Linked DNA regions of Mus musculus: regions 1, 2, 3, 4 and 5 are each linked to region 6. Evidence: chromatin loops called from intact Hi-C (ENCODE). Cell type or tissue: heart. All regions are shown on one strand. Region 1 holds the start of Mphosph10 (M-phase phosphoprotein 10 (U3 small nucleolar ribonucleoprotein)). Region 2 holds the start of Klf13 (Kruppel-like factor 13). Region 3 holds the start of Gm27252 (predicted gene 27252). Region 4 has its middle 36 kb from the start of Gm39023. Region 5 holds the start of Gm20670 (a long non-coding RNA gene). Region 6 overlaps Otud7a (OTU domain containing 7A).

Evidence for each region. A loop is a pair of places that touch in the nucleus more often than their neighbours do. Peaks named below come from ENCODE experiments on the same cell type or tissue, not always from the same donor. Only the 100,000 strongest peaks of a DNase experiment are listed, where the experiment ranks them.
Region 1: it touches region 6 in a loop (3-fold over the local background); 3 of 42 quality-filtered maps call a loop at or near these places.
Region 2: it touches region 6 in a loop (6-fold over the local background); 25 of 42 quality-filtered maps call a loop at or near these places.
Region 3: a loop joins it to region 6, with 4 times the contacts of the local background. A loop is called at or near these places in 5 of 42 quality-filtered maps.
Region 4: it touches region 6 in a loop (2.0-fold over the local background); 7 of 42 quality-filtered maps call a loop at or near these places.
Region 5: it touches region 6 in a loop (4-fold over the local background); 20 of 42 quality-filtered maps call a loop at or near these places.

Annotation. Positions count from the first base shown.
Region 1 is chr7:64,390,710-64,395,709 of GRCm38, forward strand. It overlaps Mphosph10 (M-phase phosphoprotein 10 (U3 small nucleolar ribonucleoprotein)), which reads right to left and starts at 1,527. Exons shown (of 11, transcript NM_026483.2): 1 at 1,397-1,527. The coding sequence starts at 1,485. Mcee (methylmalonyl CoA epimerase) reads left to right here and starts at 1,913. Exons shown (of 3, transcript NM_028626.2): 1 at 1,913-2,134. The coding sequence starts at 2,089. In heart, no CTCF peak of the experiment used is centred here; DNase peaks (open chromatin) are centred at 1,632 and 1,972; H3K4me3 peaks cover 2,985 bases; H3K27ac peaks cover 2,112 bases.
Region 2 is chr7:63,937,280-63,942,279 of GRCm38, forward strand. Klf13 (Kruppel-like factor 13) reads right to left here and starts at 1,636. Exons shown (of 2, transcript NM_021366.3): 1 at 688-1,636. The coding sequence starts at 1,267. In heart, CTCF peaks have their summits at 18 and 2,355; DNase peaks (open chromatin) are centred at 112, 492, 1,812, 2,412 and 1 weaker place; H3K4me3 peaks cover 3,044 bases; H3K27ac peaks cover 3,412 bases.
Region 3 is chr7:63,894,613-63,899,612 of GRCm38, forward strand. The region is part of intron 1 of Klf13 (Kruppel-like factor 13); the gene reads right to left. It overlaps Gm27252 (predicted gene 27252), which reads left to right and starts at 1,772. Exons shown (of 4, transcript NR_166574.1): 1 at 1,772-1,947; 2 at 3,462-3,552; 3 at 3,821-3,993; 4 at 4,689-5,000. In heart, CTCF peaks have their summits at 171 and 2,376; DNase peaks (open chromatin) are centred at 309, 899, 1,809, 2,429 and 1 weaker place; H3K4me3 peaks cover 1,459 bases; H3K27ac peaks cover 1,195 bases.
Region 4 is chr7:63,813,713-63,818,712 of GRCm38, forward strand. No RefSeq gene overlaps it. Among named protein-coding and RNA genes, the nearest start is that of Gm39023, 36 kb to the right of the region's middle. In heart, no CTCF peak of the experiment used is centred here; a DNase peak (open chromatin) is centred at 2,469; H3K27ac peaks cover 864 bases.
Region 5 is chr7:64,057,208-64,062,207 of GRCm38, forward strand. Gm20670 (a long non-coding RNA gene) reads left to right here and starts at 3. Exons shown (of 5, transcript XR_882168.3): 1 at 3-1,242. In heart, CTCF peaks have their summits at 810 (motif pointing left) and 3,059 (motif pointing right); a DNase peak (open chromatin) is centred at 874; H3K27ac peaks cover 2,955 bases.
Region 6 is chr7:63,750,053-63,755,052 of GRCm38, forward strand. It overlaps Otud7a (OTU domain containing 7A), which reads left to right. Exons shown (of 14, transcript NM_130880.1): 12 at 4,580-4,694; 13 at 4,864-4,948. Among named protein-coding and RNA genes, the nearest start is that of Gm39023, 100 kb to the right of the region's middle. In heart, CTCF peaks have their summits at 2,184 (motif pointing right) and 3,479 (motif pointing right); DNase peaks (open chromatin) are centred at 3,539 and 4,969; H3K4me3 peaks cover 503 bases; H3K27ac peaks cover 129 bases; H3K27me3 peaks cover 2,197 bases.

The DNA of each region.
Region 1 (5,000 bases), 640 kb after region 6:
GAGTTGCAGGCTGAAGTTTGAAATGATAATTTACAATGTGGAAACAAAAAGCACGATAGAGTTGAGTTGTTAGAAAGCTGATGAAGCATCGCAAAGGATTTTTATGTTGGAGACGCAGTCAGTATGACAACTAGGAATCAGTGTCTAAATATAGCGTAGGCAGGATGCTAAAGGGGATAGAGAAAATAGGACAGAGAAAAATGAAAGCATCAAGGAAGCAGACTAGCTGAATCTAAATAAATGAAATGATAGAACTGCCTTTTCGTGGGGCCGTAAACGTAATGGAAACAGGGAAATGACTTCAGGGGAGAGAAGAGTACAGGAGGGGGTAAGGAGCTCTATTTTGGACACAATGAGTCTGTGATACTGTTGCTAAGATTTTCATTATAAGTCAGAGTCATACGCAAACTTTATATGCCCCAGTACAGGGGAATGCCAGGGCCAAAAAATGGGGAATGGGTGGGTAGGGAAGTAGTGGGGAGGGTATGGGGGACTTTTGGGATAGCATTCTAAATGTAACTGAGGAAAATACGTAATAATAAAAAATATTTAAAAAATAATAAGTCAGAGTCATAATTTTACAGAACTTAATCAAAGTGCTGGGAAGAAAGAAGTCTCTCCTATTTTTTTTAAATTTATTTTTCTTTCCTACAAAGCATCCCAATTGCAGCCTCTTCTCCCTCCTCACCTCCTCCAGATCCACAGTACTCCTCCGTTTCTCTTCAGAAAAAGTAGGCTTCCAGAGATATCAACCAAACACAACCCCTCATTTCAAGGCAATCCGGCAGGGGTACAAGAGCTCCAAGAGCCTACTGCCACTGCTACAAGTTCCACAAAAATCCCAAGCTTAACAATCACAATATATATGCAGAGGACCCAGCGCTAACCAGCGCAGGCTCCTTGATAGCCAGTAAAGTCTCTGTGGGCCCCTCCCTGAGCCCTGGTTAGTGGATTCTGTGGGCCATGTTCTTGTGGTGTCCTGGGACCCCTATGGCTCCTACAGTCACCCCTCCTCCCTCTTCTGCGGGCTTCTCCGAGCTTCGTCTACTGTCTGGCTGTGGGTCTCCACCACAAGTCATGAAAATGCATTGACAAGCAACAAGTACGTACTTTCAGTGTGTATTTTGGGGACAAATTCAGAAAGCATATTCCGCCCTCAATGAGCCTCTCTGGACGCGAATAACTGGGCTTAGTGCAATAGCCCACAACTAGGAAATCTGCACCGAGCCGCTTTTACTTTTAGCATTTTGACAGGCCAACGGAGCAAAAACTGTCTGAAGTTGGGGCTAAGCGACCTGTACTTTCCCTTCCTGGCTTTCAGAAGTTGCCATATGCTGGCCCGCCCAGCACCGGTGAGATGCGCGCTGCTCTCTCCCAGACCTGGATCTGTACTTACGTGAGGAAACACTCCGGTCGGTTGGTGGCTTTCCTGATTTCCCTCAGACACCGTTCCAGAGTCTGTCGACGAAACACGCGAGGCGCCATAGCTACACACTACGGCACCACGCGAGTGCTGCGAGCCGGCCGGCCGGCCGGAAGCAGTACGCCAAACACACGCCTTATGCAACCTGAAGCTCAGAGCCTAAAGTTCCGCCACACACAGGTTCCGGCCTATAGCCGCAAACACTTCTATTGGGCATGCGTAGGGGTGGGGCAGACCACCGAAAAGAGCCATTGGTCATCTCAAGCGCCTTGGCACTTTCTCCAAATGTTTTGTATTTCTAAGACCACAGTGGTGTCGCGTGATTGCTTTCTGCTTTTGCATTCGATACAATAAGTATTTTAATGTAACGAAAAAGAAGGTCGCTTCACGCCGCACCCGCCACTCCCCCGCTCGTCCCGCCGTCAGTCAAGCTCCGCGTCTCGTGACCCCGCCCCAGGTCTCACGCCCCGCCCCTTGCTCGCCCAGCTCTCTTCAGCGGTCTAGCTCCCTGAAGGGTATTGGGCACCCCGGACTCGCGCCCCGTCCCTGCCCCGTTTCCACGCCCACTTCAGCTTTGACACGCCCCGGGCCTCAGTCCCCGCCCCCTGCCCACTCTCCCAGTTGTCTCTGCCCTAGGTCGCTGTGCAAGCCTGTAGCTTCTGGACATGAGGCGTGTAGTGAAGGCCGCCGCGTTGGCTGCGGGCGCTACAGGTGAATACGGGGCACCATCAGGGGCTCCGGGTGCGGGGCACGCTGGACGGGAGGCCGCGGGTGGCCAAGGCCTGGGTCTGAAGTGTTGGGCTCCCGGAGCTGCACTCTCTTAGCACGGGAGTTCCTTATTGTCCTCTGTGCACAGGGGTTGCCCTTGGCAAACGTGGACCAAACAGGTAATCTGCCTAGGAACACAGCAAGTCAGGACTTGCAGTAAATCTAGAGGGGACTTGAGTTATTTATTATATGTGTGCTCTAAGAGATAGGAGAAAAGAGCAAAGTGGCGAGTCCTGAAAGTGACTCCAAGCCTGTTTTACACACGTACCACACTAAATGTTTTCATCTGACATGAGCAGGAAAGGAACAAGCGGAAGGATTTGTAAGTTCCTTGAATTCTTTCGACCTCCATCTCTTTTATCGATAAGCAGAATCTTGGTGACAGATGCCCAACTTTCCCGCCTGTCTCACTTTCTCTTCCATTTTCTTCTTTCTTCATGATGGCAGTTACTACCCTCAGTCTGAGATTGTCTACCTGGAAGAAAATATACGGCAGTATGGTTCCAGAGTTACTCTGCTACAATTGTGACAAATCCATTAGCTAGCATGCTTAAAGGGTGTTAGGCGAATGAACTGGAAGGCCTGGAGAGTTCTGTCTGCTCACCTGTGGAAACTAGTCATCTTTCCAAGTCTGCTCTTAGGTTGAATTTGGTTTTTGTGGAACCCTCTAGCCTTTCCAGTCAATCACAAAATTCCTCGTCTGCATTAACAAACAAGTCTCCAAGGCAAAGTCATGGGCCACAAACACCCCACCCCCCCACCCCCCCACCCCCGCGCAAAAAAAATAAATAAATAAAGCTGGGCATGGTGGCGCACACCTTTAATCACAGAGGCAGTGGTAGGTGGATTTCTGAGTTCGAGGCCAGCCTGGTCTACAAAGTGAGTTCCAGGACAGCCAGGGCTATACAGAGAAACCCTGTCCAAAAACAAAAACAAAAACACCTTAGTACTGTGTGTATGTATATTGTAGCAAAAGCCAGAGCACAAAAGTGAAAATGATTTTCTGATTAACAGTTAATGCTGGAGTTTTGCTAATACTCCCTGTTGTATATATGCCGGGTCAAATATAAGCCACCTTCTTAGCTCACTCATCATACGTTGGGTTTTTTGTTTGTTTGTTTGTTTGTTTTTTTGTAAATATCTACTAAAGCAGAATCACTCCTCTCTTAGCAAGCTCTCTCTCAGAAATTAGGCATTACTCGTCAGACATACTAATGATACTAAAGACTGAGAATCTGGGCTGAGACTGTAGCTGAGATGCTGCAGTGCTTTCCTAGTGCACAAAGCCTGGGTTCAGCCTTCGTTCCCACATAAACCAGTGTGGCGGTGCATACCTGTAATCTCAGCACTTGGGAAATATGCATGGCTCCATCCTCCGGTAAACACCGAGCTTGAGGGCAACCCAAGATTCATGAAACTGCATCAAACTAAAATATGATTGTATTTTTCAATTGAGGGAAAAAGGGGTTTGCAAAGGACTCTGGGTATAATTTCATGAGAAGTACTTGTCAAGTTATATAAGGGCATAGGTTTGATTCCCAGCATGGAAGGAAAAGGAGTGAGTAGAACACATTAGTTTCTCGACATCAACTCTGATGTCTGACAAATCTGGACTCAAGCCTTTGCCATTTAAAGTGATGTTGCAAAGAACCTAATCTTGATAGGCCTAATTCCAGATTTCTAAAAATGGAGGCCATAATATCAACCTACAGAGTCCCAACAAAGATTAAATAGCTCAGGTATTCAGTGTGCCTATTTTATGGCAGTGCAAACTAAAAGGCAAGGCCATGCTACCCTCCCACCTCAGAGCTTGTGCTTTCCCAACCTAGTCCCAAACTACATTTTACGTTTGTGACTTCCCAAGAGTCGGAATACAAATATCTTTGAAAAGTTAGCTCGAGGCTGGGGGATGGCCCAGCCAGTAAAGCGCCTACAGGTGCGATGACCCAAAGTGTGATGACCTGAGTGCTGTTCCCCAGCACACGTGTAAAAGAAGTTAGCCATGATTGCACACATCAGACCGAGTTGTGGCCCTGGGGAAGGAGCACAGGCAGATCTCCAGAGCTCACTTACCAGCCAGTCTAGCCAGTCACCATGGGATTCATTTAGAGACTTGTCTCAGAAACAAACATATAAGGATAATGTAGAGGATACTTAATTTCATCTTCTGGCCTTTGTGAACACACACACTTGGCTTAATGTGGTAATTCATAATATATACTTATATCAGAACACCACATTGTAAATTTTCTCAGTGGATATGATTTATGCTCGTCAATCATACCTCAATAAAATTGAGGGAGGAGTTATATTATTTTAAACCTTTTATTTCCAGTTGCTTGGCCTACAAGATTTTATCCACAGCCTCTTACTGCAGAATCATAACTCTTTCTCCTTTAGATAAAGCTCACAGAACTATTAAAAATGTGCAGCATTTATTAGATTCATCATGTTGTACATGTGCCACCGTGGTCATGTTGTAAATGTTTTCATAACCCAAACAGAAGCCCACGTGTATTAAACAGTCTCTCTCCGTCTCAGTTATATTTCTATTGCTATGAAGACACCACAACCAAGGCAACATTGGAGAAAGAATTTATTGGGGCCTTGAGTTCCAGAGAGTGAGTCCATGACCATTACGATAAGGAAGCAATGGCAGCAGGCAGGGAGGCAGGTATAGTGCTGGAGCAGTAGCTTGGAACTTACATCCTTATCAGCGAGTGGGGAGCAGAGAAGGAGACACTAAGAAACCTCAAAGCCCACCCCCTCTGGCATAATTCCAACAAGACCACAACTCCTAACCATCCCC
Region 2 (5,000 bases), 190 kb after region 6:
GCCTTCCTAGAGCAAGCGCAGCCCCCTGCGGCCGGGCGCGCCCCCGCCGGCCGGATGGGCTGGGGCTCCCACAAAGAGCCGTGGGGTAGGGAGCGAGGACTGGGACCGCCCCCCGCGTCGGCCAGCGCCGCCGCTGGGTCGGGTTGCGACAAATTAAACCTTAGAGCCCTGGAAAAATTACAGGAAGAAGAGAACGAAGAATGTGCCGAGTGGCTGAAGGGAGCCCTGTCCCCGCGTGAACTTCGCCCGCCCCAGCCGGCCCCTCCCTCGCCAGAGCCCGCCCGGAGGCCTGGGAAGAGGGGTGGCGAGACTCCAGCTCCCCGAGCACCTACGCCCCAAAAGGGAGCGCCGCCTGCCCCCCCCCCCAACCACCTCTAGCGCACCTGCCCGCGCCGCCCGCAGCCCGGATGACGACATCTACCCCCGCGGCCCCGCCCCAAGAGCCTGGGAGGGGGCGTGCCCGATGGGGGCGCGGTCGCCGAGAGGGCGCCGGCTCCAAGCGCCACGGCCAGCGTCACGCGAGGCCAGAGCGCCAGGACAGGGGCGCGGCTGCGATCGCCCTCAGCTCATGGCTCCCCGCCCTCGGCCCCGGCCCCCTCTAGCGCTGGGCCCGAAGCTCTGGGGGCGTGGCCGGTCCCAAGCAGTCCCTAGTCCGCGCGTTCGCGGCGTCCCCGCCGCCCCACTGACCTGTGTGAGTTCTCAGGTGCGCCTTGAGGTGCGAAGATTTCCCGTAAACTTTCTCGCAGCCCGCGTAGTGGCACTTGTGCTTCCTCTGCGGGGACTCGAGGTCCGCGCGGCTCCGGCCTCGCCGACCCCTTTGTCTGAGGCCAGGCTCGCCGCTCCCCGCGGGGCCGGGCTCCTGCTCCAATGCCGCCTCCGGCTCGCTCCACGCGGGGCTGGGGGGCGCGGCCGGCGCGCCTGCTTGTCCCGGGGAGGCGGGCTCTGGGCCGGGTGGCGGCGCAGGGGGCGCAGGCGGCAGGCGGCAGGGGGTCCTCGCCTTGCGCGCAGCGGCCCCTTCTCTGCGTTCCGCGGGGGCGGGCGCCGGCGCCTGCTGGTTGAGGTCCGCTAGGATCCGAGCCACCACGAAAAGCGAGGCGCTGTCCTTGCCGTCGCGGCGCTCGTCAACGCGGGGCAGTGTGGGGGCGGCGGCGGCCGCGCCCTCGGGCCGGGGTTCAGGTCCTTCCCGCGGCTCGTGCACGACTGCGCGGCTGGACATGGACACGAGGCACTCGGCGGCAAAGTGGTCCACATAGGCGGCGGCTGCCATGCTGCGGGCTAGGGCGCGCGGTGCTCTCGCAGGAGTCGTCAGCGGCGCATCCGCACCCACGGCCTCCGGGAGCGGCGGGGGGCGGGGGCGCGGCGCGCCCTCTTCTCCGGCTGGGCTGGGCTGGGCTAGGCTGGGCGCGTAGCCGCTTCTGCCGTCACCCGCGCGGCTCCGCGTCCGCCTGGCCGGGCACTGGAGGGTGAGCGCATGGGGGGCTCCAGTAAGGAGGGTCCGCGTGCGGCGTCAGAGTCGGCCTGTCTTAGGGACGTCGAGCGGAGGCGACGTTAGGCACGACCCCTGCAAGTTGTGGTCGCAGTTCCACCGTGCATTGTGGCAGGCGGGACAGCCTCCGTGCGCGCCGCGGCTCGGTGTGGGCGGACCGGCCCCGGGGGTGGGCGGGGCCGGGGCCACATCTGGACCCGACGTCAGCCCCCAGCCACATCCTGGCGGCGCAGGTTACAGGCGGCAGCGGCCGCAGGGAGCAGCGCGCACGAAGGGGGCGGGGAGCCTGGAGCGCCTCAGGAGGGGCGTGGCCAGTGGTAGACGCGAACTCCATTGGCTCTTGAGTACTTTATGCAGCCAATCCGGTCCTCGAGAGGGTTCTACTGGCCGCGGGACCTGCGCGCGCCAGTGGGCGTGCCCCTGGGCCTGCAAGAGGAGGGGCGGAAATCGGAGCCGGGCGCGCGGCGCGCAGACGCATGACGTCCGAGGGTGGCGGGCCGCTGTGTAGCGGCGCAGGGCTGGGGCGCGTGCCTCCCGCAGCGGGAACCCCGCCGGCCCTTTCCATGCCAGAGCTTTTGTGAGCAGGCAGCAGTGGGTGGCACGAGGATGGCAACACTGAGCAAGACACCCTGTGGTCGCTCCGCCCGCCGGGAGTGCGGGCAAGGTGGCGTATCGGTCCCTATGGGACCTAAGCGGCCGACCTCGCCTATGGGCGGGACATTACCGAGCCTCACCCCACCGCAGCGGAGTTCTCTGGTGGCCGGGTTTGCATTGCCCATCTCCAGCCACCTCCTCACCCCGCTCCTATTGAGCTCCGGTTCTCTACGCAACCTTGGCCCGAGCCTTGTCACCACTGGGGCCGCCCCGCCCCCGCGCGGCCGAACTGCCCTTGAGCCTATGTTAACCTGGCTGATGCAGGACCCACCACTGCCAATGCTGAGGGAGTGAGCTACGTGCTGGGGCTGCGGTCGCGGCTGTTCAGGGAACACGGGGCCCCTTCCTCCCCCTTCCTGCCCCAGGCCTGCTGCCAACTTCTCCAGGCCGCCCCTCTCCCACCGCGGTCCTGGAGGCTTCAAACACCACCAGCTGCGAGGACCCCGCCCAGGGCGCCCCACCCATCCACTGTCTGGGCCTCTGAAGGAAATGCTCCGCTGCGTCCTGCCGGGGCCTTCCAACTAGGCCACCTTGCTCTAAAGTCTAGACACACATTCATGTTCTTTCCTCTCTGAACACTAGGCCATCATCAGAGAGACCCGTAGCTTCCAACTGCCTTTGAACCAATCTTAACACACTCAAAAGACTTTGGCCGCAACTGGCCTCTGACCTGTGAGGGTAGGATCAGCAGCCTCTCCTTTTCATTGTGGATGATACCTTAAAATAAGTCAGCCACCAAGTCAGGGAGACCCGACTGCCGGTTGGTCGACCCCAGTGAGCTAAAGAAGGGTCAGTCACCTCACTACTGGTGAAAATTAAGAACCATGGCTCTGATTTCAAGTTCTTCCCCAAGTTAAATGGGAGCCTAAAATAGAAAAGACTTTGATTTCTGATAATTGAGGAAACTGAACAATTTGGAATTTTCAGTTGTGAAACTTTAGGTTAACGTTTGAACACCCCGAGTGTGAGCACACACCCTGAATTTCCACACCATTGGGCTGCTGTTTTGTGGAGAAGCTGGATCAGGGCTTTGTAGGAGGGTCTCCACTTGGCAGAAAGTAGTCATCTTTGTTCCAGGCAGATTATGTTGATGGCATTTAAGAGACTGTGTCCTGACCAAGTGATGACTCAGATTGCTCCTCTGTTCCCACCACATGCCACAGACAGTCATCTCATTGGGAAAGAGCTGGCCCCTACACTGCCTTTCAGTCCATGCATGTCTTTCTGTCCCTCTGCAGCCAGGGGCATTCTGCAGTACATAAAATACTTTTTGGTTGGGCGTGGTGGCGCACGCCTTTAATCCCAGCACTTGGGAGGCAGAGGCAGGTGGATTTCTGAGTTCAAGGCCAGCCTGGTCTACAAAGGGAGTTCCAGGACAGCCAGAGCTACACAGAGAAACCCTGTCTCGAAAAACCAAAAAAACAAAACAAAAACACAAACAAACAAAAACACTTTTTGGTGGTGTCCTCCACGGTGGACCTTCCTGGGACATACATATTCACTGGACTCCTACATTATAGGTTTCTAGGATAGAACTGCATCAATCAACCCTTCTGACATACCCCATCCAAGCTTTCTTCCTGATGGTCTCCCAAAGGGTTTTCTCCTTTGGATATTATATACAAGAGGCATTACCTTGAGTGGTTTCTTACCAGTTCACTCACCAAGTACAAAATGATTGGGGTCTCAAAATTGAGGCCTTTCTTGTCCCAAACCCAGATAGAAATATCCTAGGGGTACAGCTCTACTCTCCAGTAAATATCTCATAGCTCTAGGTCCATGTTTCTGTGCTAGTAGGATCTTGATAACAATAGTATGGGTAAATGAGATAGGGATGTTTCCTTTTAGCTGGAAAGAAAAGGAGAAACTGAAACAAAACAGATCAGAGTGAACCAAGTGGGAGCAAATGAACCATAAGAGGACTAATGACGGGTGAAGTTTTTTGTGTGACGGTGGTAGTTGTTCCATTTGGAACCTCTGAAACAACCTCAGATATAAGCTAGAAACCTCAACTGTAAGACACGAACATGGACAAGAGCAGAAGAAGCAGCTGCAGCCAGTAAAGCTGAAATGTACCCATAGACCTAAGAAAATGAAAGCCTGAACTAGGAAGGAAAGTTTCCCCACAAGGTTCACAAATGGTGACACTGGATGTGGAAGGGAAAGGGACTTGAACTAAGAATGATGATAAATGATTGTACTAGAGTCTGTTGAGAGATGTTTAGATCGGCTGCCAGCTCCATGTAGCCTCACAGCTTCCTTCCCCTTCCTCTTCCTGAGGAGAGACTGTCTCTATCTAAAGGAGACAGATGAGTCCCCAGCGTCAGAGGCAGTAGTGCGCATGTGCCTACTGATACCTACACACCCCTTTCGGGGATTCCATGGCACAGGGAGCCAGGAGCCTAAAAGAGGCTTTTGGGCTGAGCTAACCAGGCCACAGAGAATGATCAAAACAGTCTGACATCCATAGCTGCTCAAGGATCCAATTAGCACACTACACAGAAGGCCACAGTGAAAGGTGCCACTTGACACAGGACTTCTGATCCATCTCAGTCCTTCCCAGGCAAATAAGAGTGGGCAGCTGAGCTGACATGTCAGGAAACCCTGCATCAGGAAATACAAAGGCACAATAGGGTTGGTTTTTGTTTGGTTTTATTTTTGTTAAGTTGTAGGAAACAAGCCATATAGAGAGAAGTAAACATCAACAATACAGCCAATAATATCAACAGGGAAATGTAAAAGGATACCACAGTCTGCAAAGGGAATGTATGTGTGAAGAAATATTTAGGAGTAAAAGAAAGAGTTCTTGAAGCATTAAAGCAAAGTAGCAAGCATATAAATGACAAAGACTTCAGTGGAA
Region 3 (5,000 bases), 140 kb after region 6:
TTCCTAAAAATTACCTTCTGGTCTTTACACGTGTCATGCCATTCACGTATATCACCATATCCTAATTTTTTTTTTAAAAAGGATGCTTAAATACATTTTAAGAAATATCTAACCCAACCATGGTCAGAGAAATGGTAATGTTGAATACACTGCTAACTGGCTCCAGAGGAGGGGGCTCTTGTCAAAAGAAGATGGAAAAAATGTCACATGCCGATTCCATTCTCAGACATTGATTGACAAGGCCTATCAATCATTAGCACCTTGGCAGGGTCTGGCATTGCATGTGTCAAGTCAGGCCCAGTCCCCATTGTACGGACGGTACACCAGACAAGTGCCCAGCTGCTTGCAGCAGGATAAGCAACGAAAAGACACAGCCAAACCTTAACTGCTCCCAAACCTCTGAGGTAGCCCAATTTGGAAGGAGAGGAGAGAGAAAACAAACAAACAAACAAACAAACAACCCTCTTTGTAGATATAATTAGGGTAAAAATCTTGAGATAAACTACAAGATAAAAGAGGGAAGTTTAGTGAGGGGGACATGGCGGTAAGAGACTGGAACAGTCTACTATAATCTCTTGAGTTGCCAGCTCCAGCACTGGAGAGGAGGAGAGAGGAGCAGAAAAAAGTGGATTCTCCCTTGGAGCCTCCAGAAAGAACCACTCCTGCCAGCCAGTGTCTTGCTCTTAGATTTCTGGTTTCATTCAGGAAATCTGAAAAAGTCCATTTCAGCTGCTTTTAGCCATCCCATTTGTGGTTGCATGGTACAGCAGCTACAGAAGTGAATATGCTGCCCTGCTCTCACCAAAGGGCCCACGTGGTGATGTTGTCCACAGCCAGCTCTGGCCCGGGCCTGGCATGCTCTAAGTGCCTTATTCTTATTTGCTATCCCCAGCTTAGATTGGGGTAGGGATGGGAGTTGGGTTCAGGGTGGAGTCAGAATCCACTGAACTCAGACTCAACTATTTCCTAATAGCTCTGGGTCCCTGTCCTTCTTGGGACCTTTCCGCTTGTATCCCGGAAGCCTGTGAGATGTTACAGATGGTTGCAGTACTGTAAGGGCTTCTGGTAAGGGCAGCATCTGAGGAGACAGCTTCCTTAGGGAGAGGAAGGTGGGAAGAAGGTCTTTCCCCAATCTCACTGAGTACATGGTCAAGACAGGGCCCTCAGGACATAGTCCTCACCCCAAGAGATGATGGCCTCCACCTGCTCTCTTAGGCCTGCATCAGCCCACATGCAAAAATAAAATAAGATAAAATAAAATAAAGTCTGTGCACAGAAATTGCAGGAGCTCGATCTGGATGCTCATCCATAGTGGTAATATCCAAGGCTGCTGAGGAGATTGACAGGAACTAGTATGAGCAAGGATGGATGGATGGATGGACGGATGAATGGATGGATGGAGGTGGGGGACACAACACTCCATACTTCAGAGCTCCTAGTAGTTGAACAGCCTCTGGTAGGAATTGTATTTGAAAAAAAAAACAAAAAAACAAAAACAAAACACAATACAAAACAAAACCCAAGTAGCAGTCCAGAGAAGTGAGGCCATCAATTATCCCATGGCCTCTGGAATTTTTCACTGAACTCTCTATGAAGAGCAAAGGTAAGGTAGGTAATGTTACTATAGTCAACACAATTTTATCTCACGGCCCTATGAAAGGGTCTCAGATGCCTACAGGAAGTATATACCCCAGCATCGCTCTGAAAGTGCCGGTCTGGAGACTGGCCTCAGGGTGGGGTGTACCTGAACTGAAATAGCACGAGGCCCACCACAGAGGCAGGGAAGGTTGGGGCGGGCAGGCAGACCAGCACCACAGCTGGTAACTCCACCTCCCATCACAGCAGAGGGTGTGGGGTGGGCTAACCAACAGCCGCAGTACCAGTACCACGGACTGGAATCCTGCCTGCATCTGCCCTCCCGAGGACAGCGCAGCCCACAAGGATAAGGTGAAGTCTAATTCAAAAGAAGGCACTGGCCTTCTTGGGAGGAATGGGGAGCTGAATTTGAGGCATGATGACCTGGTGGGCAAGGAAGAAAAGGAAAGGAGATTGAAGGCCAACTGCTGTTGAGGCCTGGGGGACGGGGGTGGGGTTGGGGGGGGGTCAAGGCTAGGCAGTGTTTGTTGGTGGCACAGGGTGGGGGAAGTGCCTACATAGGCACAAGCTATCGGCCAAGTGAAGGCTGGGAGGGACCCTATATGCTGGGTACGGGAGGCGAGGGGGTAAGGGAAGGCAGGGGGCGATTTAAGCTTTGTGGGAGGAGGGGAGGTACAGTGTGCCCTGGGGTTTGGTGGGAGGTGGGACTGGCCACGGCCAGTTGGCGCGCCAGAGACACGGTTACATAAATGTTCCCTGGCGCCGCCGCGAGGCCGCTGGTAGCAGCAAGCAGTGCATGGCGCGGGCTGAGCGTGATTGCCTCATCTTATCAGGGAACACAACGTCCCATATGCTCTTGCCCAAGCCACAGGCTTGGGCGGGAACAGCATGTTCTCAGTGAAGCCGGCCGGAGGAGGGGAAGCGACCGCAGAGGCTCTCTCCCCGCCGCCAAAGCCCTCACCGGGATTGAATGCGCACTGTCCCGCAGCAGAAGGACACACAAGTACTGCTGGCTTCCCAGAGCGTTCTAGCTCAGAGCCTGAGCTGGGTCCTAGGCTGCTACTAAGGGTCCTCTGGTCCAAAGGGCATTCTCCCAATACTTGCACTAACCAGATAGCTAAGCCTCACTGCCACTAGCTCCTCCCCAGGTGGGTGGGCGGCTCTTGGCTCCAGCAGCACCTGCACAAACCACAGTGCCTTCCTTGCTGCTCTGTGTGAGCCTGCCGCTCAGGAGTAGCAAGTGTTTTTAGAGGATTTTCTGCTCTCCCACCTCTACTTCTTGTATGCAGTGATAGCGGTGGGGCAGAGCAGCCACCTGCTTAATCCTGGTTTAGGTTTACTGCCCAAAGTCCAGCATCCAACTGGAAGCCTACCCTGCTCTCTTATTGTGGAGGGAGAAGAGAGGGCCTGGAGCTCTGACTAGGAGGTCCTGAAAATGCAGATAGATCCATCCATCTTATGCAGTATCCCAGACTCTAAGATCAGCCCTCTGTAGGCATAAAGAATCTATGTGCGAGTCGGGAGGCAAGGCAGAGTGGTAAGAACCCTTTAAGAGATCCTACACCTTGCAGGCTCCCAGTCTCAGCTACTCCACACCAGAGTGGGCTGCCATTCATTAGTAAAGAGCTTCAGTCTGTGGTCACTGGCTTAGGGCCACTTCTAGCTTCAACCTCAAGAATGCCTTGAGGTAGTCTCCACTCCAGGAAGGTCTGCTTGCTCTCCTAGCATACACATAGCTCAGCAAACAGCTAAGTATTTGGGTTGATCAACTGGAGACCTCCAAGAAAACTCGGGTATATAGATAGCCTCAGTGGGTTAGAAAGACTTGTTTCTGAATGGTGAATAGACTTTCCCAATTCCTTCAGGGTACATCTGGCTGGTGTCTTGATCACTACAAATGCTAGTGACCAAGACAGAGGATCTGCAGATGACTTGTCTCCCCCACCCAGGGACCAGGTAAGAGACCTATGCCCTATGCCCCAGGAGGAGAAGCAGGCTAGTGGCAGAGCCAAAGTCATAGGCATGATCCCTGACTCAGTCTGCATCAGGAGAGATGCACACATCAAGGAAGCAGTCTCCTCTGACCCCATACTGCTGCTAATGCCATCTTACCTTTCTCAGTCATTGGGGGGAAGGGGGTATGTGAGGGGACTCCTGCAGGACACAAAGATGTATGCCTGAGCAAACTGGTAATGCATGGAACATTGAGAACCGCTGGCTACAGATGCTGTGGGAGCCAGTGCCACTGATCTCAGCCAAGAGGCTAAGAAGTGATGAGCGCGCACACACACGAGCCATCAGGACGCAGAAGTAAGACTGCTATTTAACCTCAGAATCCACTTCGGACTGCTATGTGTCTTGAAAATTTCAGCAATGGATGCAAGGATATTTCCTGAGGTTGGCATTTTAGCTGTTGCAATTTGGTATGGGGTAACTTGTTACTACGATGTGTCTGGAAAATTAAGTGAGAAAAGCTCTGTCTGTGAAGGAGCCACCCCTGTTAGAGGATACAACTGTGGCAGCTAGTAACTGGTGGGCAGGAGGTCAGAGCTAGACCCGAACACAGTGGCAATGCCATCAGACATCACTTGTCCATTTTTAAGATTTATTCTATTTTTTAAATACATGTATGTTTATTTGTCTGTCTAGGTGGGTGTCTCTGCTTGTGAGGTGCCACTGGTGACCAGAAACTGGGGGGGGGGGGGGATAAAATGTATTAAAACAACTAGTGTCTATAGTGGTTCATACCACACTTCATGTATTACACTAAAATCAATTCTACATGGCATCAGTACAGCACATGGCCCTCCATAAATAGATAGTACTTTTACATACTGGTTCAAATTTCAAAAATTAAGAGAAAGTTTAAGTTGTCAGATTCGAACTTGAAAAAACAATGGATGCTCTATGAGAACTGTTTTATAATACTTGGGTAAAAGTTCTTTCCATATAAATCAAAGTCCAGAAGCCATGAAAGATAAGACTGATAACTGGACTACATTGAGTGTCATGGATGAAGTCATTATAAACAAAAGGTAAGTGACAAACAGCAAACATATATGTGAAGCTCACTACCTTCAATATATACACAGGTCATGGAAACTGGAAAAGCCAGTGGAAACCAGGCAGACACAGTTCATAAGGAGAATACAGTGGATCTCTCAAACAACCCCAGACATCCCCCTACCACGATGTCAAGGCAAAGGAGTCCACTGAATTGTATTCACCAGATGGTCAGGCTACAGGGACACAGCCATTCTGTCCCTCTGCTCAGGACAACTGTGAAAAGCTCCTCTCTGGGAGACTGGCAACATTAGAAAGATTATAAACGTGGCCACTGAGACTGTAGCTCAGTACTGGCCCATTACTGGAGAAGACCAGGCCCACTGTTGCATTTTAAACAC
Region 4 (5,000 bases), 64 kb after region 6:
GGATAGCTGAATTCCTCTCAGGACAGTAGGCTGGATAACTGGCTCCATTCACATGGGGAGACCTGCCAGACTAACTACTATTTAAAATGATCGTTCAACCAGGGAGATGGTAAAGGCACTTGTCACCAAACCTAATGCCCTGAGTTTGAACCCCAGAGCCCACATGATACAAGGAGAGAAACAATTCCTCCTCAGACATGTACATGTCTGCACATGTACATATGTGCACACACACACAATGTTAAATATATATGTGGTTTTTTGTTTTGGTTTTGTTTTGGTTTTTTGTTTTTGGTTGGTTGGTTGGTTTTTTGAGACAGGGTTTCTCTGTATAGCCTGGGCTGTCTGGAACTCACTCCGTAGACCAGGCTGGCCTCAAATTCAGAAACCCACTTGCCTCTGCCTCCCAAGAGCTGGTGGTATTAAAGGCATGTACTACCATCACCAGACTGAAAATATCTACTTGTAAAAGGGCTTAGTCCTCAGGTTCTTTCCTGACAGGCAATGTTGTCACGTGACATGGTATAAAAGGACTCCATGGCCACAGGGCAAGTGGAGCCCCAGGCTATCCTCTCTGGACAGGTTTGTGGTTTTTTCCTAGGAAGTGAATATTTTGCAAGGTCAGAGACTCTTGTCTTCTGCAGGCCCTCTCCCACCTGCACTCCTACCATGTGAAGTTATGGTGAGCAGATGCTCCCAGATGTGAGCAGGCTGCCAGTTGCATGTGGTATCTCCCCACCCTCCATTTAGAAGAAAAAAGACTCAGAAGGGCTAGAGGTGCAATAAGCCATCTCAAAGTCTCGGAGGTGCAATCTCTAGCTATACCTGGGACTTCAGAAATGCTTCATCCATTAAGAAACTCCAATCTAGGACTGGAGAGATGGCTCAGCAGTTAAGAGCACTGACTGCTCTTCCCAGAGGTCCTGAGTTCAAATCCCAGCAACCACATGGTGGCTCACAACCATCTGTAATGAGATCTGATGCCCTCTTCTGGTATGTCTGAAGACAGCTACAGTGTACTTACATATAATAAATAATTAAATAAATCTGAAAGAAAGAAAGGAAGGAAGGAAGGAAGGAAGGAAGGAAGGAAGAAAGAAAGAAAGAAAGAAAGAAAGAAAGAAAGAAAGAAAGAAAGAAAGAAAAAAGAAAGAAAGAAGGAAAGAAGGAAAGAAGGAAAGAAGGAAGGAAGGAGAGAGAGAGAGAGAGAAAGAAAGAAAGAGAGAGAGAGAAAGAAAATCCAGTCTAAGGGCAAGAGGGTGTCCCCCAAGGCTCAGTTCATATGGTACAGCCTGAGGCGAGAGGCTCCTCCCTTCCAGAGTGCTTGTGTTTGACTGGGTGGAGCATAGGTGCACAGGACTAAGTGCTGGGGGCCCTTGAGACCCCACAAGCACAGTGCTTTTGAGACCCCACAAGTGCAATTTGTGGTTTTATTTGCCAGACCTCAGTGTGAGACCCAATCAGAACCGAGTGCTGGTTCAGTGGATGAATGTCAGTAAAAAGGAGAGTGTTTCAGTCAGACAATCTGTAATTCTGTGGGATGGGTGTTGGCTCATGCTAATGATATCAAGTGTACACACACACACACACACACACACACACACACACACACACACACGTGTGCGCACTCACTCAAAAATCACCATACATGAAAAATGTGTGAAGTACAATTAATGTGTTGATTGTCGCCGGGCACGGTGGCATATGCCTTTAATCCCAGCAGTCGGGAGGCAGAGGCAGGTGGATTTCGGAGTTTGAGGCCACCCTGGTCTACAAAGTGAGTTCCAGGACAGCCAGGGCTCTACAGAAAAACCCTATCTTGAAAAATACCCCCCGCCAAAAAATTCTGCTGATTGTCTACCTCCAGCGTAGCCGCACGCACTGCACAGCGATGACTGACTGTTTCCTCTACTGGTCTCTAGTTCTTAGATGTGTCAGCTCAAAGCCGGGGCCCAGCATCATGAAAAGGGATTGTAGTATATACCACTAGCCTGAGAAAAAGTCCAAACTCACTATTCAGTGTATGGTTTCTATTGAATACACACCAATTTCACACTATGGCTTAGTCAAAAAGTCCTGTCAGGCCACTGGCATGTGTATGTACAGACATCTACAGGGACAGACAAACGTGCACACATGCCAACGGAAAGTCATCACCTGTAGGCTGAATACAGATTTTTCTTGAAACTTGTATCATCTTGTAGACCATAACACGTAGTGTGTGTGTGTGTGTGTGTGTGTGTGTGTGTGTGTGTTTATATATGCACATATGTGTATAGGTTTTCCAGGTAACTTGTATTACTTCTGGTGCGTCCGCTGCTGAGCAGCCCTGTTCACTCCAAGAGAAAGAAAATGTTAATAAACCGAAAGCGCCCTGGCTTCTCAGGAAATAAGCTGGCAGGATTTTTAGTAAGAGCAGGATCTGAGCCAGTGTTGAAGGGCCTATGAACTGACTGCCGGAAGGGCTCAGGCGTGGGAGGCAGGAAGTCAGTCTAGCCTCTCTGCCTTTGACGCCCTAAGCAGTTTGGCCTTCTTAAGCAGTTAGTTACCTGTAAAATAATCAGAGCCAGCTCCTGTGACCTGTCTGTGATGAAACTGCCTCATACGAGGATCCAGACGTGACGCCAGGGCTCTTCCTCACTCTCACAGTCAAAAGCTTTCACCTTACACACTAGCCCAAGCTGTTCCCACAACCCTGTGACAAAGTCCCTTTAGCAGCAGCCCCATTCTTGTGCCCTACAACACACCAAAGGACTACCACAGACAAAAACCTTGAAACAAAAAAACACCAGGGCTGAGCCCACCCCCTTAGCATGTATAAGATACACACAGGAAGGAAGTGGCTGGCTGATTCAAGGAGGCAGGGCTACAATGTCTCCAGGAAGGAATATTTTCCAACCAGTTCACCCTGCCTGTGGTTTTGAACAAGATTTCAGACATAGCTCTAGCCAGTCCCCAGCCCCCTGCTGTGTCGCTCCTGGACCCTCCACCAACATGGGCAGCAGCTGCTGTCTAGACACAGCAACAAGGGTGGGTGCCCATGCAGGAAGTCATCCAGCAGGCTGCTCTGCTCAATGGTCTTGGAGTTGGAAGCAAGCAAGAGAGGCACAAGCTGCTTGTGGTGGGAGCAGGAAGGGCCAGGCCCTGCCTGGTGGGCAGGGAAGAGGACATTCCCCCCTGCCTCTTGCTGGGTACTCCCGGAGATGACTCATCAGCAAACCTGTTTTTGGTTTCTGCTCATAACTAGCTCCAGGTCTCAGCAGATCCAGCTCTGAGCTCCAGGGTCTCTCCAAACAGGACCCTCCCTGGATTGGAAGTTTCTTCTCTGTGTCTGTGACTGGGAGGGCTTACAGGAAGGATCCAGTTCTGAGCTCTTCCATCCCCTGCCCTTCTGTGTCCAAAGCTTCCCCTCTGTTAAAGCTCTTGTTGCAGGGTAGGCAAGAACACTGGGGCACTTCCCACTCTGCCATGGACACTGGCACTCTGTCCTTCCTCCCTGTCCTCTGCTCACGTCCTATCTGGTGTCAGCTTTAGCAACTTTCTGGACTCTCCAGATGGAAAGTCCCTCTTTCTTACTGCCTCTAATCTGACACCATAACCAATGGCAACTATGTATCCAGCCATGTGAGTCCAACTGAGTCACTTCAACTTGCTGAGCTTCAGTTCTACATCTGTAGGGTAGGCATGTTGAGAGATGCCAACAGAGATGAAGCAACCATTGTGAAGCAAGGAGCTGAGCACCTAGAGCTGGTCCAGGACCCTGGTAGACACTAACACCAGGGCAGAGGGTGCTGAGTGATCTTTTTTCCAGGCAGTGGCCACTCCCCCCCTTCAATCAGATTAGCCAGTTCCCCCACATCTCCACCCACAGTCTTGCCTGCATATGGTAGGTCTGACATGTAGTTGAGGGCCAGCAGACTCCACGTAGAGGAAGGCAGCCAAAACCCCAGAAGAGCCAACAACCTCTCCCATAGAGAAGAACAGATAGAGAGCAGATGGAGCCTTTACTGTTAGGGGCTGCCTGGGCCAGACACCCATTTCACAGACTACAGGTGCCAGTCAGTGAGGCCCACACAGGAACAGGGCTGGGTCCTCCATAGAGAGCTTACAGCTAAGCTCTCAGAGTGGGTGGCATTGAAGTGCCATTCCCCAGGACAACAAAGCCTGCAGGTAGGGAGGCTTCTTGACTGGTGACAGTCAGAACAGAGCTAGAGGTCATGGACTTGGCCTTGGAACTGAGGAGCTGGAGCCCTTTCTCCTAGACTGTCCTTGCCTCCATGAATGGACAGCAACAGGGTACAAATCTGAAGGCCAGGGAAGGAGAAAACCAGTCCAATGTCCCAGGACTCTATAGGGATCACTCTCAGAGGGTCGTTGTCTTGGCCCATTCCTGGGTGACCAAATTCTCTTGGTGGTTTAAAAATAAAGGTCATATGGACACATCTTTCTATGAGTGGACCCTGACCTGTGACCTTTGGAGACACCAAATCTGGAAAGCACTGGCCACCACCCAGCACCAAGACCCGGTATTCTCTGGAGTTGCCATTTGGACTCTATAGTGGTAGCACCTGTGTTCAGGCAGACTGCAGCCAGCATGCAGGGAGAGGCAGGAGGCCCACGCTGTCCACCAGAATGCTCTACCGCTGTGTCTAGTGGAGTTGCCAAGGTCATTTAAACCTTCCAGGCAGGGTCTCAGGATCAGAGCTATGTAGACATTCAAGCCAGGCCCAAGAGTGATAACTCCCTCTAGTGGGACTAGCCAAGTACAGTGCCAAAGCAGATTCACTGCTCAGAATTCCAAGTCAGAGATCCATTGGATATTTCTGCAGAACCAAGAGTGTGAAGATGCCAGGCCCTGTGCAGACCAGTACACCTGGCCTCGACCTTAGTGGAGTGAATCGATTGCATCTCTGTGTGGCAATCTTGGAGTAAGACTGTTGCTGCCTGAAGCTAGAAACAGTAGGGTTTGGACTTAACCTTCCCTACACAAGCTACACTGA
Region 5 (5,000 bases), 310 kb after region 6:
ATTTTGGAGGAAGGTGTGTTTAGACATGAAACCCAGTGCATAGTCTCAGGCTGAGATACAAATAGACGCTGTACACAGGAAGTAGTGTTAGAGCCAGTGTTAATAGATGAGCGTGGCCTTTGTCACACTAACCATGACTGTTAGCCTGGAATGGCTTGGACAGATCACTAGGTAGGAGAACATTCCTGCTTCAAGCCAAGGCTAATATCCAAATTCCAGAATGTCAGATCTGAGGCACATGTCATCGGTGGCTTTTGGAGGCAGCCAAGGTGGGGAGGGTATCTCCTAGTCACCCTTCTAGAATGTTCCATCTTACCTCAGCAAGGAGCATCTGTGAGGTCACACATAGCCTCAGTCACTGTTATGTCTAGTCAAGTTGTTCTAGTCCATCACTTGGAATAGTCACTGCTGGGTGGTCTTGGCCTGATAGTTCATGTACCCTAAGATTAGCAGAGAGAACAGGTTTAGGGCTGGATGCTGGAGGGTTCCAGGAGCTCAGAGGGAATGGTTCAGACAGCAGTGAATGTCATACCTATGTAAGTAAAGGAGGCTCTGGAGGTAAGGTAAGGGCTGGAGAAGAGAGGGGAGACAACCACGAATAGGAGAGGGAGTGAGAGAAGGGATTGGGCCACTGTGTGTGTGTGTGTGTGTGTGTGTGTGTGTGTGTGTGTGTGTGTGTGTGTGTGTGTGAAGTGCAGTGTGAGGAGACACACTCCCTCCAGCCACTTTGAATCTGCCTGCAGATCAGGCAGACCCTCCTCCCTGCACCACCTACAGGCCCTCCTAGGGACAAGCAGCCCCAGCTCTGTAGAAGAAGCTGCAGGAAGCCAGAGCAGCTAGGACTGGGCTGAGGACTTCCGGGACACAGCAGTGTAGAATGATAGGAAGGGCAGCCAGGCCTTGGAGCAGACCTCCAGCTGGACTCTGGAACCTTCTGCTCTTGGTGATAAGACCTAGCACAAGTCCGGAAGTAAAAAAGGTGCAGGCTGCGTTCTGTAAGCAGAGGCCAGGCAGAAGCTCCCAGTGGAGCGGAGCTGCCTGCTGGGCCCAGAGCTTGGGGCACTCGGGTATGCTTGGGCTCACTGTGCTTCATTCCCAGCAGGCTCTGGGGCAAATGCTGGCTTCTCTAGGCAAGAAACCCCTAGCACTGGCTTGCTAACATTCGACAGAAAGTGACTGAAGGTCCCATCTGCTGGGGACATGTAACAAGGATGGCCCACCTGCTGGTGACAGCATGGGAAGGTGAGAAGGGGCTCGCAGCACCCTTGTTGTCCCCTCTTCTGAGTTACAGGGAGCTCCCTTGCTGCTCTCCCTTGGCTTCCTTTGTGTTCATGATCACACACAGACACACAGACAAGGAAAAGCTGTGTAATCTCCCCAATCTTAACTGCAGAAGCCCACAGGAAGCATGATCTTGGGATTTCCTTCACACACAAGGACCAGGGCTGGTGGAGACAGGGGGATGGCTCTGCAGCTGCTGCAGCACCTCAGGCTCTCTGAGATAACTGCGTGGTTGGTCAGGTGGGGAGGGCTCCATGCTGGCAGACAATGAGAAGGGGCTTGTCCACTAGTAGCATGCCCCTCCCCACTTCCTGCCTCTCCCCTCTCCCTCCCCTTCTGCCTCTACCCCTCCCGGTTCTTTCTGCCACTCTCCATTTTCAGAGTCAGACTCTAAGTTTGGTCCTACAAGGCTGCCAAAGGGTGAATTCAAGCTCCCACTCCAGAAAGACTGAAGAAAGCAGGGCTGAGATGGATTGGGGCAGGAAGGGGTAGAGAAGGGTGAATGAAGACCCAGGGAGGTTGCAGAGGGCTAGCTCCAGGGAAGGGTGGAGAATTCCTTTCTTTTCATTTTCAACTCCACCATTGTTCATCAGTTTGATTTTTAAAGATTTCTTGAATAACAACAGCAAGTTTGTCTAGACATGAAAGAACACCTGTGTCTATTGTCTGCTTTCTCCTAAAGCTGCCGCCTGAGCCCATCTGCTCACAGGTCGGGCCATCTATAGGGATGCAGCAATCAAATTGTGGGTTGGGGAACAACTAAAGGAATGGAGTTTTTGAGGGAGGTGAGGAACAGGGACAGGGTGGGACCCCGGAGGCTGGCCTCTGAGACAGAAGCAGCTGAGGGCCCCACAGGAGGGACAGGCATCTTTCTGTGGCCTTCCGTGTTCTTGTCAGTTCAAGGTACAGGGCCATCAGGTGCCAGATACTCAAAGACAAAAATGAAGCCAGGAGCACCTGGCAAAGGAGGGGAAGCCCAGGACGGGAGCACTGTGGGGATCTCAGAGGGAAGTAGGGATCCCAGGCTCCTGGGGGCTGGCATCTGAGTCTCCACTCTGTCCCATTGGTGCTCTGTGGTTGCTTGGCAGGAGAGGAAGGGAAAGGGAAGGAAGGAGCGGGGAGGAAGGGAGAGGGGGAAGAGCTATACTGTCTAGCCCTTACTAAGGGGCAGGGTCCAGGCCAAGCTTGGATCAGAGTCCCTGTGACATCCAAGTTGCCTGCATTTCCCATGAGAAAACAGGTTTGGAGATACTCAGAGCCACGTGCAAAATCTCACAGCCTACACCAACACTCCATCCCAGGTCTGGTCCAGGTTCTAAGGTTCAGTCTCTCCCATCTATTCCCTGCTGCACACACATACAGACAAACAGACACATACAGACAAAAAGACACACACAGACACATAGACAGGCAGATACACATACACACACAGATAAACAGACACACAGACACATAGGCAGATACACATACACACACAGATAAACAGACAGACAGACAGACAGACAGACAGACAGACACACACACACACACACACACACACACACACACACACACACACACAGCTTTTCTTTGTATGTTTTTAGCCAGCACAAATGGTTCTCCAAACCCAGACTGTAAAGCCCATCACTCAGGGACTTACATGCTCTAAACTAGTAAAGATTGCATCTGTATTCAGTAGTTCCCTCTCTGAATTCTCAAGACATCCCAGAGATCAAAGTGTCAGAATTTCCTTGTTGAGGGAATACCTTCCTGTCATTGTACTAAGTAGCCACATGGTGGCGCCATGGAGGGCCTGTCCAACAGAATCCAGTGATTTGTGGATTGCTGGTTGTCAACATGGAAGAACATTTCTTTCCTTCCTTCCTTCCTTCCTCCTCCTCCTCTTCCTCCTCTCCTCCTCCTTCTCTCTCTCTCCCTTTCTTTCTTTCTTTCTTTCTTTCTTTCTTTCTTTCTTTCTTTCTTTCTTTCTTTCTGTCTGTCTGTCTGTCTTTCTTTCTCTTCCTTCCTTCCTTCCTTCCTTCCTTCCTTCCTTCCTTCCTTCCTTCCTTCCTTCCTTCCTTCTATTTTTGAAACTAGGATTGAGCCTAGCACACAGCATGCAAGCTTCTATCACTGATCCAGCTGCCCAGTGCCTTCCAAAGGCAGCAGCACCTAGGCCCTCTGGACTGCAAAGCTAAGTATGCAAAAGTCATACAGCCAATGAGGTGTGCCAAAATATAGCTTTTATGTGGCTAAAACATGGCAAAGTATCACAGATGGATGAGTTTAATTACTGTGTGTGCCTGGGTGTGCTGCTGATGCTGTTGTCTGCATAGTTAATAGGGTCGTAATTCATAGGGTTGCTACTGTGCCCATAAAGTTTACTTTTCCTGAATTTCTTTGGCAAGTCACTAATTCTAACATAGATCTTCACAGATTCATTCATCCTATAGCAGAGACAAGCTAGACAACCTTTCTTGAACCCAAATCATTTTTATATCTTAAATTTGGTTTGGAGCACGTCCTTTTGCTTAGGCAGTAGTCTCTGGAATTGCCTAAAGTTCTTGACACAATGTTAGTTTTGGAAATTAACCATGGATCAAATGTATCATAATTGAATGCTAGAGTCAGCCATCAAAATAAATAAGTGGGTTTTCGTCACTGCAGAAGATATGGTGAAGTATTTTAATGCTTTAATTTCATAACAAAAAAAAAACCCCTCATTAAACTCGTTGTGGTTCTCAGTCATTCTTATTGTTCCAAGGTCATTTTTGGATTTAACAGCTCAGCACACACTAAGTCATTGAGCAGTCGTCTTCCACTGAGCACAGACTTCCTGTTCTTCTACCTCAGCTGACTATGATTCAAAACTGTCAAATGGAAAACCCAGAAACAATGAAAAAATCTTAACCTCTGTTACAGTCAGTGGTTAAATTGTATTTTGTTGTTAGTTACTATTACTTTAACTGCGGTTAACTTATGAATCACATTACTCAAACACACACACACACACACACACACACACACACACACCCCATATATGGAAATAAAAGCCTGTGTGAGGTGTCAGTGGTCCCCATGGGTCCAGGCTTCATCTGGACGCCTTGGGGTCCGCCTAGTATGGATGAATGGGAAGATGACTATAAATATTCAGAGTGTTGGTTTGTCTCTTGTCAACTTGACACATCCGTGAGAGGGAACCTCAGCTGAGAAAATGACCCCATCGGATTGTCCTGGGAGCAGGTCTGTGGTGCATTTTCTTGGCTGGTGGTAGACGTGGAAGGCCCAGCCCCAGACAGTGCCACCCCTGGGCAGGTGGTCCCGGGTTACATACAAAAGCAAACTGAACAAACCAGGCAGATCAAGCCCTGCCCCATGGTCTCTGCTTCAGTTCCCGCCTCTTCGGTCCTCCCTTGAGGTCCTGTCTTGACTTCTTTAGGTGTTTGATTATGATGTGGAAACATAAGCCAAACAAGTTCTTTCCTCCTCATGGTACTTTTGGTCATGGTGTTTGGTTAAAGCAATAGAAACCCCACCTAAGACACCCATGGAGAGACTTGGGTTCTCCCTGTGTCACCCAGATGTTGGAATGGTAACGCTATGTGTATTGCCTTCTGACCTTTTTTTGTAGAGGATGCTATTCCTACATCCTTGGTGAGAATTTTAGAATGTCAGTCTTCAGTGATAATTTCTTTTCTGAAAGAATTTTTCCTTTTCTAAAATTTACTGTTTTTTTTTTT
Region 6 (5,000 bases):
GCAGGTCAGGAAGCAGGAGCTGATGCAGAGGCCATGGAGGAATGTTCATTACTGGCTTGCTTCCCCTGGCTTGCTCAGCTTGATCTCTTATAGAACCAAGACTACCAGCCCAGAGATGGTCCCACCCACAAGGGGCCTTTCCCCCTTGATCACTAATTGAGAAAATGCCTTACAGTTGGATCTCATGGAGGCATTTCCTCAACTGAAGCTCCTTTCTCTGTGATAACTCCAGCTGTGTCAAGTTGACACAAAACTAGCCAGTACAGGTGGGTCTGTTTGGTTGGGTTTTTTTTTGTCTGTCTGTCTGTCTGTCTGTTTGTTTGTTTGTTTGTTTGTTTGTTTGAGTGTATATGTTTCTTAACATTTTTCTCTGCCTTGCTCTCATTTCTCTGGAGTGACAGTACACCGATCTTAAGTTGTCTATCACTGACCTGCAGTTCTTGGGTGCTCTGCCTCCTGCCCAACCTTTCCTACTTTGTATTTCAGTATGGCTGATTCTGATTGGTCAGTCTTGATGTTCATCGTCTTTCCTTGGCTGTGACTCTCTCAAAGCTGTTCTTCATCTGTTTTAGTTTGTTGTGGGGTCTGTTTTGGTTTTGTTTTTTACTGTTATTGTTTTATTTCTAGCTCTTCTCTTTGATACTTTCTTCTCTCTACAATCAGATATCAATTCCTGCATGGTGCCCACAGTATTATAGACGGATACATTCAGTCCCCAATAGCTGCAACACCTCAGTTGTGTCTAAGTTGGCACCCACTGGTATTCTGATGCAAATAAAGTGGAGTGGGCTGCACTTGCTCTAACACTGACGTGATATGAGACGTGAGCATACATACCATAGTGTTGTGTCTTTTTAGAGAATTGGGCCCTTTAGCATTGTCTCTGGTACCATAATGATTTTCATAAACCAGGTAAGGTGAAAGATAATGAAGTGGTGTCTTTAAAGACGAAAGAAAAACTTCTATTCTCAAATTATCTATTAAATAGCTCCATGGCATGCAGGAGTCATGCTTTCTCAAACAAAAGAGAACAACTTCACGCCTGCACACCAGTGTTAGAGTCTTCTCAACACATTAGAATGTGGGTTTCTTTCCTCCTTCCTCAAAGGTTGTTTTGTTTTGTTTTGTTTTGCTGAAAGTCAGTCATTTTTCTAAGCAGAGAAGACTGGGGAAATCACTTCGTTCCTGGAAACAGGCACACTTTTTTTTTCTTTAGTGTGCATGTTGAAAGCTGTCAGGACACACAAGGCAGGTCACCCCCTCCTGGTAGCACAGAACACTGTCCTAACTGTACCCCGAGTTTGTGGACCTGAGCTCTGCAACTTGTGCTCCTGCTCCTTGGTGGAGAGGAGAGCGCAAGCTCTGCAGAGAACACACCTTGGGATGTTTGCCCATCTTCTGTGGGGCTGGGGGAGGTGGAGGGTGCACCCATGTTCTCATGCTTATGGGAGCCAAAGGTCAATATTGTGTCTTCCTCAGTCCCTTTGTGCCTTTTATTTTGAGACATGGTCTATTGCTGATGTAGCTCAACTGGCTGTCCAGCGAGCCCCAGCTCCTCCTATCTCAAGCTCCCCAGCCCTGAGATTACAAGTATGAATTTTTGCACCTAGCCTTTAATAGGTGCTGGGTTTTGAAACTCATGTTTTCAAGGAGGAGAGTTTACCAACTGAGACATTCCTCTAGCCCCTCACCCATCCTTTTTGTGAACACCATGCTCAGTCCTATAGATGGGAGCCTGTAAGAGCCAACTGGTTTCTTATTTCTCTTTTCTAGAGGAAGAGCCTGCATAACTTCACTGGCTTGCATTCTTCTTTCATGCATATAACACATCTAGCTGAGTTCTTCGTACTGGGGTCAAGTCAACCCCTCCAGGTTGTCTCCACCTTCCCTCAGAGGCATTTTTCTTTCCTTCAAATTTGAGTCACTTAGACTGGCTGAGCCATCCACTCAGGGGTAGGCTAAAGACACGCTGAGAATCTGTAGCTTTCTCATTGTAATGGTAACCTCAAGCAGAAATATCCATTGTGTTTCATAGAATGAAAACTCCAAATCTTCATGGGCCAGTTAGAGATGCTGTAGTAGGCTTACAGGCTAAATGTAAGAGAGAGTTCTTTCCAAAGCAAACCGAAGAGTAAATCCTCTAAGGCCCATTTTGAAAGCTGTTGCTGTTATTGACATTTGCCACCAGGGGGTGCTCTATGATGCCGCCATTTGTTTGCCTGGGTAAAGCAGATGTTTTTCCATGTACAATGGGACAAACATGAAGTGCAATTGATGCTCATGAGGACAGCCTGTTTTTGAGATGCCCTTGGCTGCACCTCCCCTCAGCCTTCAAACAGGCAGCAGCTCATACTCGAAAGATCAGGTGTGAGCTGTATGTCTCCAGCCCCTCACTTAGGACGTAGTCTTCACCCCAGGACAGGAGAGTTGACAGACTGTCAGACTCTTTCTAGGTAGCCAGCACTAGAATCTTCAGATGTATTTCAGTTGTCTTCTCAGAGTAGACAGACCAGGAACCCAGTCCAGGCTATCTGCTGAGGGTAAGAATCCCCAGGCACGCTGTAGCCGTAAGGTAAGAAAGCTGGGACGTCCTGGTTTAGGTAATTTATCAGAAACCAGACAAAATCATAGTGGCTCAGGTTGGGCTCCCAAGTCAACAAAGCCTATGCTGGAGTTCTGGTTAGCAGACAGTTCTTCTCCCAATGAGGTTCAAGAGCCTGCTCCTGACGTCATATACTTGCATTGTCTGTGTAGGAGACATGGGCAGAGAGGGAAACGTCCCCTAAGCCTGGCCATATTGCCCAGAACTGACCATATTACTTTGCTCACAGCCTGTGCATTCAGCTAAGCAAACCACTCCCCACCACACCCCCTTGCTAAGAGGATGGAAAGTATAGTCACAGCTGGCCCATGAAGGGGTAGACAGCCTGACCCAGAACACCCAAATTATACCCACAGGAATTATTTCTGACAAGTTATTATCCTCTATAACAATCTTTTCCAAAACACCTTGATTTGAAGATCCACAGGGAAGCTTATTTACAACGTAGCCCTCCATCCTGATTCAGGACCCTTGCGTTGGCCCTCTGTATGAAGTACAGATCCCTAGGGGACACAATTCTAGTGAGTCTGGGATGCAGTGTCCCTAAGGATCACCTCTGCTGTCCCCCAGCCACCGGTAGGAAGCCACACCAAAGCCTCAATGTGTGTTTGCTGACCTACAAGACAGGCTGAGCTCAGCCCTGGAAACGAAAGCCACATCAAAGCAGAATGAGATGTCCCAGTCCCCTCCCCCGTCAGACCTTACCTACACTGCTCCATGGCTGGCCACACACAAGGAAAACCCCTAAACTGGCTGGTGATCCACAAAACTGCCTTTCATCTGTTTAGGTGGGAAGAAAGGGGGTGGGGTGGGGGGGGAGAAGCAGTTTGCACTCACAGTCTCTTTAGAAACACTAGAGGGCAGCATTGAGTCGCATCTAATTTCTCAACTTTGCAGTATTGGCTCCTGGATTTTCTGTGTTTTGTTTGCCTTTTTGTTCTTGCCATGGCACTGCTAGTATGAATCATAGGCTACGGGCAAGCAAAGGAACAAAGCAGCTGCCAGGGGCCCTGAGCTGGGCTTCTCTGCGGTGGTGAGACTCCAGAGGGGTGGGGCATCCTGAGCGAAGTGACAGAAAGGAGACTGGTACTCATTAGGAAGGTGGAATTTGGAAACCATCTCCACACTTCTTCCTGTTCACTACCCCTGACAACACCCTGAGGAGAAAGCAGATGTGACATTAAGGATTCCATTTGCTAGGAGCAGGGATCCCTCGGGAACTCATCAGATCTCAGTACACCTGTAGGTAGATACTGACCCCACCCATACTGGTCTCGGTGGCTGGTGTGCCTCTGTCCAGATGCTTTGTGGTGAACCAGCTCCTCTGAGAAGTAACAGGCCAGACTCCCCCACCTAATCACCACCGCCACAGAAGGCTCCCTCTCTGCTCCCCTTTTAAAGGGGCTGTAGGCCAACACTGCCTCTCCTGGACTTGTCACTAGATGCTTTCTGTAGGAGCCTGCTGCCTGGTCCTATGCAGATGAGCTCCCTGGTGGGGGCGGGGGGTGCAGCCCCCACCTCCAGTCTTGCCTCAGCAGAGCTCAGCTCACACCTCTCCCAACTTGCAAATTCTGCCCTTCTCTGAGATGAAATGGAGGCAAGGAGCAGGTCATCCAAAAGTGGCCTTCCGTGGTTCACCACACCCATCTGGGTTTTTCTTCGGAAATAGCAAAAGCACCCATAGCTTTTTCTCATCCTGACAGCAGAGAGATGCCTGCCCTCTAACAGAAAGAGACCCTGTCAGTCCAGGTGATGCCTCCACCTGCTTGCTCTTCGCCTACATAATAGAAACAAGTTTGAAACCTATAGTCTTAACATTCGTGGTATGCAAGTTCTGAGTCTACCTTCTGTCTCCATTAGGTTACCTGCCCTGGGACAGCTATTTTTGAATTTCTGAGCTCTGAACTCTGCTGGTGCCTCCAGCCTCCTGGCAGGCAGATGAGGTGCCTGTCACCATGCCTCTCTCTTCTGTTTCAGCTGTGATCCCTCTGACGGATTCGGAACACAAGCTGCTGCCCTTGCACTTTGCTGTGGACCCGGGAAAGGACTGGGAATGGGGGAAAGATGACAACGACAATGCCCGGTTAGCCAAGTAAGACCTGCCCCGCAGTCCAGTCCGGACCCCAACACCCTGCGGGAGAGTGGTGGTGACAGGACTCCTGTTGGGATTTGGGGGACTAAAGGGCAGGGAGAGGATTGCACGCGCAGGCGAGTGAGCTCCTGCCACCTCCGGAGCTTCTCACTGGGTGTTCTTTTGTCAGCCTCATCCTGTCCCTAGAAGCCAAGCTGAACCTTCTACACAGCTACATGAATGTGACGTGGATCCGCATCCCCTCCGAGACCCGGGTGAGCCTCGAGTGCACGAAGCCCCACCCAGTGACCGGGCAGCAGCCGCTCT